Regions from separate parts of the Homo sapiens genome. Here region 1 is linked to region 2. Evidence: chromatin loops called from intact Hi-C (ENCODE). Cell type or tissue: mammary epithelial cell. All regions are shown on one strand. Links, peaks and the distances in the headings refer to the core of each region. The heading gives the core; the rest is flanking DNA. Region 1 has its middle 32 kb from the start of SIX3-AS1. Region 2 overlaps CAMKMT (calmodulin-lysine N-methyltransferase).

What was found. Peaks named below come from ENCODE experiments on the same cell type or tissue, not always from the same donor. Only the 100,000 strongest peaks of a DNase experiment are listed, where the experiment ranks them.
Region 1: a loop joins it to region 2, with 9 times the contacts of the local background. A loop is called at or near these places in 1 of 110 quality-filtered maps.

The regions. Positions count from the first base shown.
Region 1 is chr2:44,970,049-44,977,700 of GRCh38, forward strand. No RefSeq gene overlaps it. Among named protein-coding and RNA genes, the nearest start is that of SIX3-AS1, 32 kb to the left of the region's middle. RefSeq lists enhancers at 2,284-3,151, 5,104-5,879, 5,880-6,655. In mammary epithelial cell, for the core only: a CTCF peak has its summit at 4,221 (motif pointing left); a DNase peak (open chromatin) is centred at 4,173.
Region 2 is chr2:44,557,149-44,564,800 of GRCh38, forward strand. All of the region lies in intron 3 of CAMKMT (calmodulin-lysine N-methyltransferase), which reads left to right. Among named protein-coding and RNA genes, the nearest start is that of CAMKMT, 200 kb to the left of the region's middle. In mammary epithelial cell, for the core only: a CTCF peak has its summit at 3,432 (motif pointing right); no DNase peak of the experiment used is centred there; H3K27ac peaks cover 377 bases.

The DNA of each region.
Region 1 (7,652 bases), core at 1,436-6,435, 410 kb after region 2:
AGCTGATGCGTGACCGGGGACACAGGAGGAAAACCAAGAGAGTGTTGTCCAGGAAGTCAACGCAGCACAGGAAGGCAGAGGGCTGCCATGATGAACATACAGGAATGCAAGTGCAGGTCTGAACAGGGCTTGGACATATGAACAACTCAGCAAGTGATAGCTATTTTTTTTTTTTTTTTTTTGAGACAGTGTCTTGCTCTGTCACCCAAGCTGGAGTGCAGTGGTACAATCATGATTCACTGCAGTCTTTACCTCCTGGGCTCAAGCAATCCTCCTGTTTCAGCCTCCCAAGTAGCTGAGACCACAGGCATGTGCCAATACAACCAGCTAATTTTTTAATTTTTTTGTAGTTGTACAAAAAAATTAAATTTTTAAATTTTTTTTTGCTGCCCAGGCTGGTCTCAATCCTCCCACTTTGGCCTCCCAAAGTGCTGGGATTACAGGTGTGAGCCACTGTGCCCAGCCATCATTGTTATTTGAATTACTGTACGAGTAGTGTTACGTGAGCACTGCGTGAGCGGAGGAAGGTGGAAGGCCTGGCAGAGAAACGAGCTCTTTGCTAATCAGATTATCATGGCTAAGAATCTACAGTCAACCAGAGTCTGATGGAGGGGCATCTTTGCTTAGCTACTCGCAGATTAAAGCAATTCTGCCCTGAGGAAAAGGTCCCAGGTTTAGAGACAGGGCCTTTCTGCTCCTTCCGGCCCCCTGCATTCCCCACGGTGGGGAATCTGCAGGCAGGACACTGTTCTGCTGGTGCTCGGTATTGTCCCCCGGCTTGAGCTGTCAGATGATTCCCTGGACCCCTTTTGACCTCTGCCTTTGACCTGGGGATCAGGTGATGTGTGACTGGAGGCAGGTCTGCGCATCCTCTGAGGTGACAGCTCACTTGAGCTCCCCCTTGTCTCTGCCTGTCACCAGGAGAAAACACCCCCTGTTGGGTTTTCTAAACACGCATCAGCTTGGGCGGTGACCCAGCCATAGACACTGAGGAGCGGCTGAAGCAAGGTGTGGCGAAGGTTCCAGCAGAGCCTGGGGAAGGGCCCCCAGAAAGTCAGATTCTCCCCAAGGCCATCTCTGGAGCTTGGCTTGAGTGTGGTTGTCTGCCAGGCTCTGGGGGCCTTGCAGTGGTGACTCATGGGCCATTTTTGGAGCCCAGACAACTGGAGAGATCATCAGACGGTTTGCTGGCTGTCTCATGAGGCTGCACGTGTAGCTCTGCCATCCGTCCGTGTGTCCTCGGCAGCTTGCACATGCCCGTAAGTGCTCAATGTGGGACGCCCATGAAGCCCGGAATGCACGACCCTCTCACTGCCACCCGATCCTTAACCCTCCCAGGCAAGATCTCCAGCAGGGATGGCACTCTCCCATCTCAGCTCTTGTTCCTAGATGTATTCACTTGCTATAGGATTCTGTGCTTTTACTGAGATGCTCCTTGAAGCAAGGGAGCTTCACAGTTAAGGGTCTGTGTTTTTAACATGCGTTGGAGGTGATTCTCATGTGCAGCCGATCTGGGACCTTCAAGTATACCCAGACCTTCCTGCCTGGGGAAGTGCTGACTGGCAGTACCAGTGATTGTTCTGTAGGCTAAATGAGTCCCCAGGTGGGACAGGGAGCGAGATGGGGTGAAAAAGTGCCAGAAAACTCCTCTGTCCCCAAAGATGCCCTCATCTAACCTGCCAATCCCACCTTCAATCCCACCATGGGGGATCACTCAAGCCTGTGGGGCTGAGTGCTGTCCTCTCTAGAACCTCTTAGAAATGCAGCTCTCGGCCGGGCGTGGTGGCTCACATCTGTAATCCCAGCACTTTGGGAGGCTGAGGTGGGCGGATCACGAAGTCAAGAGATCAAGACCGGCTGGGCACAGTGGCTCATGCCTGTAATCCCAGCACTTTGGGAGGCCAAGGCGGGTGGATCACGAGGTCAGGAGATCGAGACCATCCTGGCTAACACAGTGAAACCCCGTCTCTACTAAAAATACAAAAAAAAAAAAAAAATTAGCCGGGTGTGTTGGCAGGCGCCTGTGGTCCCAGCTGCTCGTAGTCCCAGCTACTTGGGAGGCTGAGGCAGGAGAATGGCATGAACCCAGGAGGCGGAGCTTGCAGTAAGCTGAGATAGCACCACTGCACTCCAGCCTGGGTTGACAGAGCCAGACTCCGTGTCAAAAAAAAAAAAAAAAAAAAAAAGAGATCAAGACCATCCTGGCCAACATGGTGAAACCCCGTCTCTACTAAAAATACAAAAATTATCTGGGTGTGGTGGTACACACCTGTAGTCCCAGCTACTTGGGAGCCTGAGGCAGGAGAATCACTTGAACCTGGAAGGCAGAGGTTGCAGTGAGCCAAGATGGTGCCACTGCACTGCACTCCAGCCTGGTCTGGGGACCGAGCTAGACTCCGTCTCAAAAAAAAAAAAAAAAATGCAGCTCTCTCATGAGAGTCCATTCTTCAGCCCCAAGGATAGAGGCTGCAAAAACTGCCCACGTCATCTGGCCCAGGACACATCCTGCCTGTGGGGTGGGCTGACCTCATACCTGCCACATACTGGGAGCCCAGAGTCCTCCCACTCCAGCCCAGCCCAGTCCAGGGCCACCAGCTCTTAGGTTCTGAAGTAGCCCTTTGAGAGGGTGAGGGTGACATGCCATGTCTCTCTGTTCCCATCCTCCTGCCAGTCTTCTCTCCACCCTAGCATTTCAGGCAAAGGAACAGAAAGCCAGTCTGTGCCCCCACCTGACACTCTCTCCAGGAAGTGTCAGGGAGTGGGCTCTGCTGCCTGGCCCCTCACGCCAGGCTTCAGGATGAAAGGAAACTCCAGAATGACAATTTGGGATTATCTAGTGCCCTGGGCCAGATAGTCTCCTGTGAGGATTAGTGGCATCTTTGAAAAGCAGCGGCCACTCCTTTACACAATACCTCCTCTTCAGGGGATCTCCTCCCACTCTCCCATACAGGGAGCTCTGAATCTGCAGAGGACAGCTTATCTTGGAACACCTTTGGGATGGGAAACTGATCACCTTTCAAGGAAGCCCAGTCCATCTGCATCTGTGCTAGAAAGTTCTTCCTTCTACCGACTCAGAAGCAGTCTCCCTGCTGTTTCCTCCTTGCATCACGGAGCAAAGCCTGCTGCTTTTTCCAGGAGCAGTGGGGGCACGAAATGTCCTATTGTTTACGTACCCAAAGAGTGCTTGCTCTAAGCTCCTTCTCCACGAGAACTCTGCAGCTGCCGCTGACCACAGGATGCTCGTTTGGACAATGAAGCCCCTTTCTAATGGGAGGATACTTTCAGGATTGTTGCCCCTAGTGAGCTTCCTACTCCTCCCCTTCCGGTTGCCCCCGGTGTGCCCTCAGGCTCCTGGCAACTCCACTGCTTCACTCAGCCATCACTCCAACTAGCTTTCTATATCTCCATGCCCCTGTGTTCAGTCCTAAGTGGAGCTACTGGATATTTGAGCCTCTCACTCAGCAAGCCTTGGAGCTCCTTCCCTTAAGCCCTACTAGCACCCTTCCCCCATGCATGTAGGTCCCGGGGCCCAGCCACCACTGCAGGCATGGAGGAAGGGGGTGGGCAGTGCACAGGTATCCATGGCAAAGGGCCAGCGGGCTGTATCTGTGGAAACAGAATCTGTAGCCTCCCTCACTGATCCTCTCTGAATCCCCAGCGCTGGAGGGTGTAATTTTTTATTGTGAAATATATATTACAAAAAATTTGACATCTATCTTAGTCCATTTTCTGCTGCCATATCAGAATACTTGAGCCTGGGTGATAAAGAAAAGTAGTATATTTGGCTCACTCACCGTTCTGGTAGCTGGAAAGTCCAAGATCAGGTCTCTGATGAACCAGGGTGACACCAACCAGGAAGCCTGGTATTTTGCAAGAGACAGTGTCTTAACCCAAAGCAATGCATCTATAACCGGGGAATGTCAGGCACCGGTAATGGACAAAAGAGAGATTTGGGGTGAAGGGTCCTCAAATCATACCTCTTGGCAGTTACCTATTTTGATAGACTCAGAAGCCCCAGATTAGGGAAGGTGAAAGTCATTTACTCTAGTACCTCTTCCAGTCCCAAATCCTCTTGAGCTCACCCAGCCTCTGCCTGATCACCTCCAGTGACTGAGAACTCGTCACTTCCAAACCAGCCCAGCCATCTCTGGACTCACCTCTGAAGAGTTCTTTCTTCCTGACTCAAAGTCTGTTCCTATAGCGCCCTCTATGGGTCCCTTATCTACCCCTGGGGCTTCCTCAGGATGAATCCCATCCCATTCCTAGAAGTAGTGAGGTACCCCTTGAATTAAAGACCAGCATTCAGTCACTCTGAGGCATTCTGTTTTCGTGTAACATCCTGAGCTTTGGAAACTCTTCGTTCTAGAACCCCATTTTGGTCTAAGGTGTCCCTTGCCTAGACCTGACCACAGAATCTCAGTCCAGCCACAGCCACAGGGGCCTGTTTTGCCGGAGGTGGCTTGGTCCTTCTCCTCTCCTAGTCCCAGTGCTGAGAAGGGTGTGGAGGAGGAAGGGAGAAACACCAGACTCTGCTGAGTGCCGGCAGTTGTGGAGTTATGTTCTGTGCTAGGCTTTTGCTATGGTCTCAATGTTTGTGACCTCCCAAGTTTCTTTTTCTTTTTCTTTCTCTTTCTTTCTTTCTTTCTTTTTTTTTTTTTTTTTTTTTTTGAGACGGAGACTTGCTCTGTCACCCAGGCTGGAGTGCAGTGGTGCGATCTTGGCTCACTGTAACCTCTGCCTCCCAGTTCAAACGATTCTCCTGCCTCAGCCTCCTGAGTAGCTGGGACTACAGGTGCGTGCCACCACACCTAGCTATTTTTTTGTATTTTTAGTAGAGATAGGGTTTCACCATGTTGGCCAGCCTGTACTTGAACTCCTGACGTCAGGTGATCCACCCACCTTGGCCTCCCAAAGTGCTGGGATTACAGGCTTGAGCCTCGGTGCCCGGCTGACCTTCCCAATTTCATCTGTTGAAACCTAATCACCAGTGTGATTGTACTAAGAAGTGGGGCCTCTGGGAGGTGATTAGGTCACAAGGACAGAACCCTCATAAATGGGATTAGTGCTTTTATAAAAGAGACCCCAGAGAGATCTCCTGCCCTTTCCACCATGTGATGAACCAGAAAGGGATCCTTCACAAGACGTCGAATCTGCCAGTGCCTTGATCTTGGACTTGCCAGTTTCAGGTCCCTGAGAAATAAATTTCTGTTGTTCGTAAGGTTGGCATTTTGTTATAGCAGCCTGAGGGGACTAAGATAACTTTTTGCATGTATTATCCCATTTAAGCGATTAGTCCCACTTTACAGGTGAGGAAACTGAGGCTGAAAGAAGTTAAGATTCTAGGACTCTTGACAAAAGTTTTGTGTAAACAAGAGTCGCTACAAAATCACTTTTCTAATAGCAGCAGCAGCAGCAGCAGCAGCAGCAGCTTCCTATTTGCTCAAACTGGGAGGTAAAAGCAGAGGGAGAAGATGGTCTTTATATTTAGAGTTACCTAAGGGACTTCCTGAGCTGGGAGGGGGTGAGCGGGATTCCAGTGCTTCAGAGAGGAGCTGCTGGGCTGTGGGCAAGACCCTGGCTGGTGTGGAACTATGCAGCCCCCAGCCCTGGCTAAGCCCCGCCTCTCAGGCCCTGGAGGCAGAAAGCTCCTCAGCCTGGCCCCTCCGGGATTCTGGATCCAGCTGTCCTGGTTGCTGCCTAACTTTCAGCCGTGTGTCCAGCATATCTGTGAACTGATCTGGGGCCAGAGCTCAGGGAAAAACAGAGGTAAGTTGTGGTGGGGACCTCCCCAACCCCTACGCACACACACGCACACACATGCGCAGCAAGACTCCTCCCTGGAGGTGGAAGTAGCGGTGATGTCAGGCTCCCGGACTTGTGTATTCAACCCGGTGAGTTAACAGGAGAAAGAGCAGAAGCCGGGGGCGGGAGGATGTTGAGGCTCCTCTCTGTTCCCGCCTCTCTACCCCTTCTCCAGTCCCCTTCAGTAGTGGGTCAGGATCCTGGCCTAGACATGGAATTCCCTAATCAAGTAGAAAGAGGGGTCTAAATAAGCGGAATTGGGGTGGGAGGAGCCGGGCCAGTTCTGGTGGGGGAGAGGCCGCCTCCTGCTCCCTCGGCTGCCTCCTCAGCCTCCCTGCTTGTTGGCGGCTCACACACCCTTGGCCAGGTGAGGCGGGCGTGGGCCTGCAGCCTGGGCCTGCTCAGCTGTGGACCTTGATTGTTTCTTACTAGATGACCTGTTTCTCACCACTGGAGCTACTGAAGCTCACAACCAATTTGGGAGGGGACAGGCATAGTGACTGTTTGGCCCATGGTGGCTCGTGGTGCTGTGGTCATTAGCCGGGAGTAAACGGAGTCTGTCCCACCTGGCCCACGAGGGCACCATGTCAGGGTTTGGGCACATAGTGGTATGTGATAATGAGCTTTGTTACACATTCCCTTGGTACTTCAGTTTTCCTATCTGTAAAATGAAGGCAACAATATCCACCTTATGGGTTTGTTATGAAGATTAAACAACAAATCAAGACACGAAGCAACTGCCTGGCACTTAGTAAGTGCTCAGTCAATGCAGGTTACTATTGTAGTTATCATCATCATTATGACAAAGATTATGGTTATTATTCTTGCTTGTCCTTTGGGCACATACTTCCCTCAAGAATGCATTGGAAGCTGGGTGCGGTGGCTCACGCCTGTAATCCTAGCACTTTGGGAGGCTGAGGCAGGCAGATCTCCTGAGGTCAGGAGTTTGAGACCAGCCTGGCCAACATGGCAAAACTCCATCTCTGCTAAAAATACAAAACTAATTAGCCAGGTGTGGTGGCACATACCTGTAGTCCCAGCCACATGGGAGGCTGAGGCAGGAGAATTGCTTGAACCCAGGAGGTGGAGGTTGCAGTGAGCTGAGATAGCGCTGCTGAACTCCAGCCTGGGTGACAGAGTGAGACTCCGTCTCAAAAAAAAAAAAAAAAGAATGCATTGGGTTCATTGGGTTCAGACGCTCTTGGGCTGTGGTCTTCCAGCTGTAGCCTCCCATTTCTATGACCTAGCATGTCTACATTCACACTGACTATTTTTTTCCTCATCCTTTGTGGGAAACCTGCTTCTCCTCCTGAATGCCCCAGTTTGGTGAATGGCACACTATCCCTTAATGCATGGCGTCCCTTCCGTATCCTTCCCTTCCCTCAGCCCGCTGTGCTCAGCCAGTGTGCAAATCACATCTGGGCCCAGCTACCCCACTCCAGGAGGAGTTGGTCACTCACTCACCTGCACCTGGAGTGCTTTTCCATAAGGCCAGAGTAGTGCTTGTCACATATGCTGTCATTTTTGTTTTTAAGCCTATCTTCCCTGTACAGAATGCCTAAGGGTTACGTCTTCTGTTTCTTTTATGAGGCAGGTATCAAGGATGGCTGGATAGGAAAGAGGGTGCAGGGAAGCATTGTGAACCTTGGGTCTAGTGACATCGCTATCATTCTCTCTAAACTTTAATGACCCCTCTTTGCGGTGATTAAACTGAATCTGCTCTCGCTCCTTCTAGACACTCAGGAAAATGAAGCAACCATTTCCTCCCTCCACCAGGATATGTTGATCCTAAGCCCAGAAAGGTTAGGCGACTTGCCTAAGGACACAGAGCAAATAAAAGGATTAACACA
Region 2 (7,652 bases), core at 1,524-6,523:
TTTGTCAGAGAAATGTCCACTAGAAATGATAATGGTACTAACTGTGTCCTCTTTCTGCCATCACTTTAATCTTACTCATATCTCTGTGGGAGGATGGAGCTGAAAGATAAACCTTTGGTACATTTTCTAGTTTTGTTTCTGGCTTTTTTTTTTCCTATTTAAAAGTGTTAGTACATTCTCTTATTTGAGGAAATAAAACTAACACATGAAACAAATAGGAAGCAAAAATAAACGGTGCTTAAGAAGGTAGTTAATTTTATGGTACAATAAGGGCAGGCCATTGGTTGGTTTCTTTGTTTAGAGGGCAGTCCTTTTTTGAGGAAGGGGAATATTAGTGGAATGGTCTGGTGATGTTGCTCCTCATCTTGACCTGAGGGAATGTCTTGAACAAGTCAATTAACTTATTTCTTCCTTCTTTCCTCCCTCCTTCCCTTCTTTCCTTCCTCCCTTCTTCTATGTGTAAAATAGAAACAGTAACAACAGTAATAATCTCTTTAGAGAAGCTTGAGAAAAAAAGGTTTCTAAATAAATAGAAGAATGGTTAGCACCATATTTCTGAGTCCTTGTCCATTTTCTTGTTACCGGGAGGTGATCACTTTTTGTGGAGAAAGTATTTTTAAGTCACTTTTTTTTATTTTCTACATTTTTCTAATTTCATGTTGCTGTTTTTAAAATATAAGGAATAGACAAAGAAGGAAGTTTAAGATTAACCATTGCTCTCTGCTCTGTATCAATTTAGGTTGGTCTCCACTCCCCACTGCGCATGTCAGTCAGTTTAAAATATCTGTTATCAGGACCCTGATTGGCATTAAAGGAAAACTTACATAATGAGTTTCACCCAGGGATGATCAACTGCAATACTATTGTGAGTTTTATTTATTTATTTATTCATTCATTCATTCATTCATTCATTCATTCATTCATTCGATGAGATCTTGCTCTGTCATCCAGGCTGGAGTGCAGTGATGTCAATATAGCTCACTGCAGCCTCGAACTCCTGGGCTCAAGTGATCCTTCTGCCTCAGCCTCCTGAGTACCCACCACCACACTCAGCTAATTTTTTAAATTTTTTGTAGAGATGGCATCTTGCAATGTTGCCCAGGCTGATCTTGAACTCCTGAGCTCAAGTGAGCCTCCTGCCTTGGCCTCCCAAAGTTGTAAGATTACGAGAGTGAGCCACTGTGCCTGGATAATTGTCGGTTTTCTAAGAGCTCTATTGCATTGCCCCAGTTTCCTTGGTACTTGCTAAGTTTAGACCTCGGGTGGACCAATTTACATATATGGGAATATGCAGGAAATGCTTTTATCATCTGTTGTATCCTCAAAAGATAGTTCCTAAGGCAGAAGTCTATCTTCAATAGATAGAGTTCAGAGAGACAAATTAATTAATTCTCAGAGGTGGATTGGATAAGGAAATTGTGGTACATATGCCCCATGGACTACTACACAGGCATAAAAAAGAAGGAAATCATGTCCTTTACAGCAACATGGATGCAGTGGGAGGCCATTATCCTAAGCAAATTAATGCCAGAACAGAAAATCAAATGTCACATGTTCTCACGTATAACTGGGAGCTAAACGTTGAGTACACACAGACTCAAAGATGAGAACAATAGACACTTGGGACTCCTGGGGTGGGATGTGGAAGAGAGGTGAGGGTTCAAAAACTAACTATTGGGTATTATGTTCACTACCTTGGTGATGGGATTATTCGTACACCAAACCTTAGTGACACTTGAATTACTCATGTAACAAACTTGAATACATACCCCCTGAACCTAAAATAAAAGTCTGGAAAATGTGTCTCTGTGTGTGTGTGTGTGTATGTATGTATGGATAGATAGATAGATAGATAGATAAACAGACAGACATTATCTGTCTATCTAACTATCTATCTATCATCTATCTAGAATCCAAAATAAAATTAATTCTCAGTTTCTACAACAGATGGTTCTTCAAAGGCTTAGATCCACTAAAGCTATCCAACTTGAACACTTTTGGATTAGGGATGCAACTTAGTGGTGGTGCTGTTTTAATTAGGACACACTATTTGCAGAATCATGAAATGATGGTGTTGGAAGGGACTGTATAGTCCTCTATTGCAGCTTCCCCTTCAGTTGAGGAACTCCTCCGAGAGCATCTGTCACAGACTTGTGAGCATCTTCACTAATAGGAAGTGCATTCCTTTTGAGGTGGTACACAGTTAAACTGTTGCAGGTGTGAAGAAATGTTCTTCATCAAGAGCCTATGTGTTCCTCTCTGTGATAATGTACATTCTTTGCTCTGCTCTCTAGAGCACCACCTTATTTTCATGACAGTCCTTCAAGTATTTCATGACAACTCTCATGGCTTTTGTAAACCTTTATTTCTTCAAACTAAGAATTTCTATTTTACATAACCACTTTTTTTTTAATGTGGTCTTCAGATTTTTCACCCTCTTCTCTACCAAATCTGTTATCCCTTTGAAAGATGTGTCTTACACAGGGTCTAGTTGAGCAGACTAGTATGTCTGTAGAGCTGAACCCTCTATCTACTTACTGGAGGATAATTATGGAGGAGGGGAAAGAGTCTAGCTCAATGCCTGAAACAGTTATTGATTTAAATTTACATAAATGGTTCATGATAAAGCATTTTATGACTATTCAGAATCAAGTTTTTTATTTGAACTGCTAGCAAACTAGGTCTTGTCCAATTTGTACATGGGACCTAATTTTTTGTTTAAGATAAAAAAGCTTCTCTATGTTTTTGCCTGCAAAATTTCATTTGACTTTGAATAATATTGGTTTTTAAACTCATTTTTATATTGACTTTGAATAATATTGGTTTTTAAACTCATTTTATGCCAATCAAAGTCAATTCAAGTTTTTATTCATCATCTGTATTATTAACTAGCCCTCTTGCTTTGGCTATTGGGAAATGTGTAAGTTTGCCTTTGAAGTCGCTTTTCAAGTTGTCAGTAAAATATTTGAATAGGCTAGAGCTAAACACAACACACTGGGAGTTTCTGTTAGGAAAAATTGACATCCATCAACTGACTTGGCCAGTTTTTCTTAGTCTTGTCCATAAGAATCTATCTGAGGCTTAGTTAAATGTCTTCTTGGAACTAAGAGATACTCTAACATACTTGTTTTTTAAAATTTATTTTCTTTTAGAGATAAGGTCTCACTCTGTTGCTCAGGCTGGAGTGCAGTGGCATGATCATAGCTCACTCCTGGGCTCAAGCGATCCTCCCACTCAGCCACCTAAGTAGCTAGGACTACAGGAGCATACCACTATGCCCAGCTAATTTTTTAATTTTTTTTTTCTGGAGACAGTGTCTTGCTATATTGCCCAGGCAGGTCTCGAACTTCTGGCCTCAAACAATCTTCCTGCCTTGGCCTTCCAAAGTGCTGGGATTATAGGCGTGAGCCACGGTGCCCAGCAGGTGGCATCCTTCTAATGATAGACTGATTGACCAGTCTAAAAAGAAAAAAGCATGCTCTCATTTATTAATATCTAATATTATATAGTTTGAGGTGGTATATTTAAGCTCTTTGGACAATAGTTAACCTAATCTAATTTTATCCTTCAAAATCATCTGAACAAAGCCTACCTATGCCCATCTCCATTTCCCTGGCAGCTCCCCCATTCTTTGGGATGTCTCAAAGTTACTAATATTGATTTTGCACACTTGCCCTCAAGTTGTTTCAGAACCCTGGAGTGTAATTTGTCTAAGCTTGAAAAGTTGAATTCACTTGAAGTGACTTCATGCTGTTTTCCTACTATCTTACACCTTAGATGGGGGCTTTGAGTCTTTCTTTTTGATTCTTGTTCTACCATTTTCAGAGAGAAAATTAAATCTAAGCAAAACAGGAATTGATAAGTATAGCTGCCTTCCTGTCACCCTTTATTATTATGTCATATGGCCTGACCACTGGTTTTGTAACATTCTTGTTTGTCTTCTTATTCCAAACAACCTTCTTATAATCTTTATCATTTTTTTTTCTTTCTTCTTGCATGCCTCAGCATTCTGGAATTTAGCCTTTCTGATACTGTGTTTTGTAAGTTCCTACCAACTTGGCAGCATACTCCTGGTGAGGTGAAGCTCCTCAACATTACTACGTCTTACCAAAATCATGGTTTTGTATCTAGACTTAGAAATAGATTATCTGAATTCTCCATCTAGCTGGTGGTTTATAGTATGTGTACTTCCACAAGACTACCATTACTGTTTTCCTTTCTTAATCTCCACTTTTTCTTTCCTTCTTTGTGTTTGATTTTTACATAGATAAATATATTCTGAACATACAGTTTACTTATTATTCATCACTATGAATTGATAAATAAGCATGTGACTTTCTTTTCCTCGTTGCTTTCACTTGGGATAACCTGGTGACATTTCCCAATATAATTCTTCTAAGTCATACCTGTAGGCCTTTTTATTAATATTCCCATTTACTCTCAATCAATTCAGCTAGTTTTTTGTCAAACATGTTCTGCTCCCTTTTCAGGAGGTGAATGATATCTCTTATTAGGAGTTTTTCAATCTGCCAGCTTAAGCTATAGATAGACAACAATATTATGGGGTTTAGAGCAAGTTGCACTTAAGACATTGATGAGGGACCTTAAGATCTGGTCACATTGGATCCCCTCACTCATTTCTGATAAAGAAAATAAAGTAGATCTGATACTGCTAAATGAACAAGGAAGTGGAATTGTCTGTAAGAGTCTTTGAGGACATGGATGGGTCAGGAAAAGTCAAGGAAATCACTAGGCGATGGCCAGGTAGGGAAGTGAGCCATGGACAGGGCTGGAGAATATAAGAGGGAGAAAAAAGTGAGCCTCCATTCCAAGTGATGGTGATGGTGTGAAGCAGTTGTGGTGGTGGACTTGCTTGTGACAGGTGGTGAACTTGTGTGAAATGAAAATAGAAGATCAAGCTGATGCTTGGAAACTGGGTAGGAGGTTTATTGGGGTATTCTGCCAAGGGCTTTGTAACTTGCCACCCAGCTGCTGTCTTTGAGTAGAAAGTCCTCTAGTGGTGAGCCAGTGAGAGGGGCTAAGAGCCATGTCCCCCTTCCCATTCCACTCTGTGTTCTACATCAGAATTTCAGGTCCAGAGCAGTTTTTACAACAAACGAATTCTATTTTTCTTGGCACTATCCACAGTCTCTGTTTACCCTTCTTTCTTTTCTAATCCATTTGCTTATTATAATTATTATTACAACAGAAGCATAACCATTAACAACAATAATAGCTAGCACTTTATGAGCTTTCATTATATGCCGAATATAAGTATTAACTCATTTAATTCACACAACATCCCTGGGAGGTGAGTATTATTATTTCTATTTCACAAATGATGAAACCAAGGCTTAGAGAGGTTGGGTAACTTGCCTAAGGTCACACAGCTAGTAAGCCGTGACTTCAAAGCCATGCTCTCTTTTTTTTGAGACAGAATCTCACTCTGTCACCTAGGCTGGAGTGCAATGACACAATCTCAGTTCACTGCAACATCCATCTCCTGGGTTCAAGCAATTCTTCTGCCTCAGCCTCCCGAGTAGCTAGGATTACAGATGCCTGCCACCACACCCAGCTAATTCTTGTATTTTTAGTAGAGACGGGGTTTCAACATGTTGGCCAGGCTGGTCTCAAACTCCTGACCTCAAGTAATCTGCCCGCCTGGGTCTTCCAAGGTGCTGGGATTACAGGCGTGAGCCACAGTGCCCGGCCCAAAGCAGTGCTCCTAATATCATATTCCCATCTGCCTCCCCTGCTCAAGAGGACCTTACTCTCTCAGTACTGGTGGTATTTGTGGTAAGATATGGAGAAAATGATAACTAAGTATGTATTTCACAATATGTAAAGGTTTTTTCTTTTTTAACAGACATTACATTATTTGATCTAACCAACTCCTATGCCATAACTAGTGTTATTCCTATTTTATGGAAGAGAAAAATAAGGCCGAGAGATTAAATTAAAACTTACAAGGTTTACTTTTATTGAATTAATTTTTAAATTATTGTTATAAAAATAATCCTACAATCCCACAACTTAGAGGTATCTACTCTTATCTCTTCGGGATGTATTTCCCATAGGTGTATATACAAATTTTTGTTTCTTTCTTAAAAAAAGGATTATACTACCTGTACTGTTTTATAACCTGACTTTTTTTACTTCAAAATGTACTATGAATATTTTCAGTGTGATTAAATTTTCTTCTACAATATTATTTTAATAGTATTATTGTTTTGCCTTATGTAGATATTACCATTTGTGCTCCTGACACAGTAAAACAGTAAAGATGATAATATCAAGGGAGAGTATAGTCATTAGTTTCTTTTTTTTTATTATTATCCCCCATACTTTAAGTTCTAGGGTACATGTGCACAACGTGCAGGTTTGTTACATATGTATACATGTGCCATGTTGGTTTGCTGCACCCATTAACTCATCATTTACGTTAGGTATATCTCCTAATGCTATCCCTCCCCCTTCCCCCCACCCCATGACAGGCCCTGGTGTGTGATGTTCCCCACCCTGTGTCCAAGTGTTCTCATTGTTCAGTTCCCACCTATGAGTGAGAACATGCGGTGTTTGGTTTTCTGTCTTTGGCGATAGTTTGCTCAGAATGATGGTTTCCAGCTTCATCCATGTCCCTACAAAGGACACGAACTCATCCTTTTTTTATGGCTGCATAGTATTCCGTGGTGTATATGTGCCACATTTTCTTAATCCAGTCTGTCATTGATGGACATTTGGGTTGGTTCCAAGTCTTTGCTATTGTGAATAGTGCCGCAATGAACATACATGTGCATATGTCTTTATAGCCGCATGATTTATAATCCTTTGGGTATATACCCAGTAATGGGATGGCTGGGTCAAATGGTATTTCTAGTTCTAGATCCTTGAGGAATCGCCAAACTGTCTTCCACAATGATTGAACTAGTTTACAGTCCCACCAATAGTGTAAAAGTGTTCCTATTTAGAGTCATTAGTTTCATATTATTTATACAGTTGGGGTTCAAAGCATACTAGTTGATCAGAACTTTTTTTTTTTTTTTTTGAGACGGAATCTCACTCTCTTGCCCAGGCTGGAGTGCAGTGGCTCAATTTCATTTCACTGTAACCTCCGCCTTCCGGGTTCAAGCGATTCTCCTGCCTCAGCCTCCCAAGTAGCTGGATTACAGGAGCGCGCCACTATGCCCGGCTAATTTTTGTATTTTTAATAGAAACGGGGTTTCACCACCTTGGCCAGGTTAGTCTCAAACTCCTGACCTCAACTGATCCACCTGCCTCGGCCTCCCAAAGTGCTGTTATTACAGGCGTGAGCCACCACACATGGCCTAGAACTTTTCTCAGAGTGAATAAAGGCCTGCATTGCTATTATTTGCCAAGCTGATAACACATTTTGTTTGTTTGTTTGTTTGTTTTTAGGCAGAGTTTTGCTCTTGTCACCCAGGAAGCTGGAGTGCAGTGTGGCACGATCTCAGCTCAGTCTCCCAGGTTCAAGCGATTCTCTCCTGCCTCAGCCTCCCGAGTAGCTGAGATTACAAGCATGTGCCACCATGCCCAGCTAATTTTATATTTTTAATAGAGATGGGGTTTTACCATGTTGGCCAGGCTGGTCTTGAACTTCTGACCTCAGGTGATCCACCTGCTTTGGCCCCCCA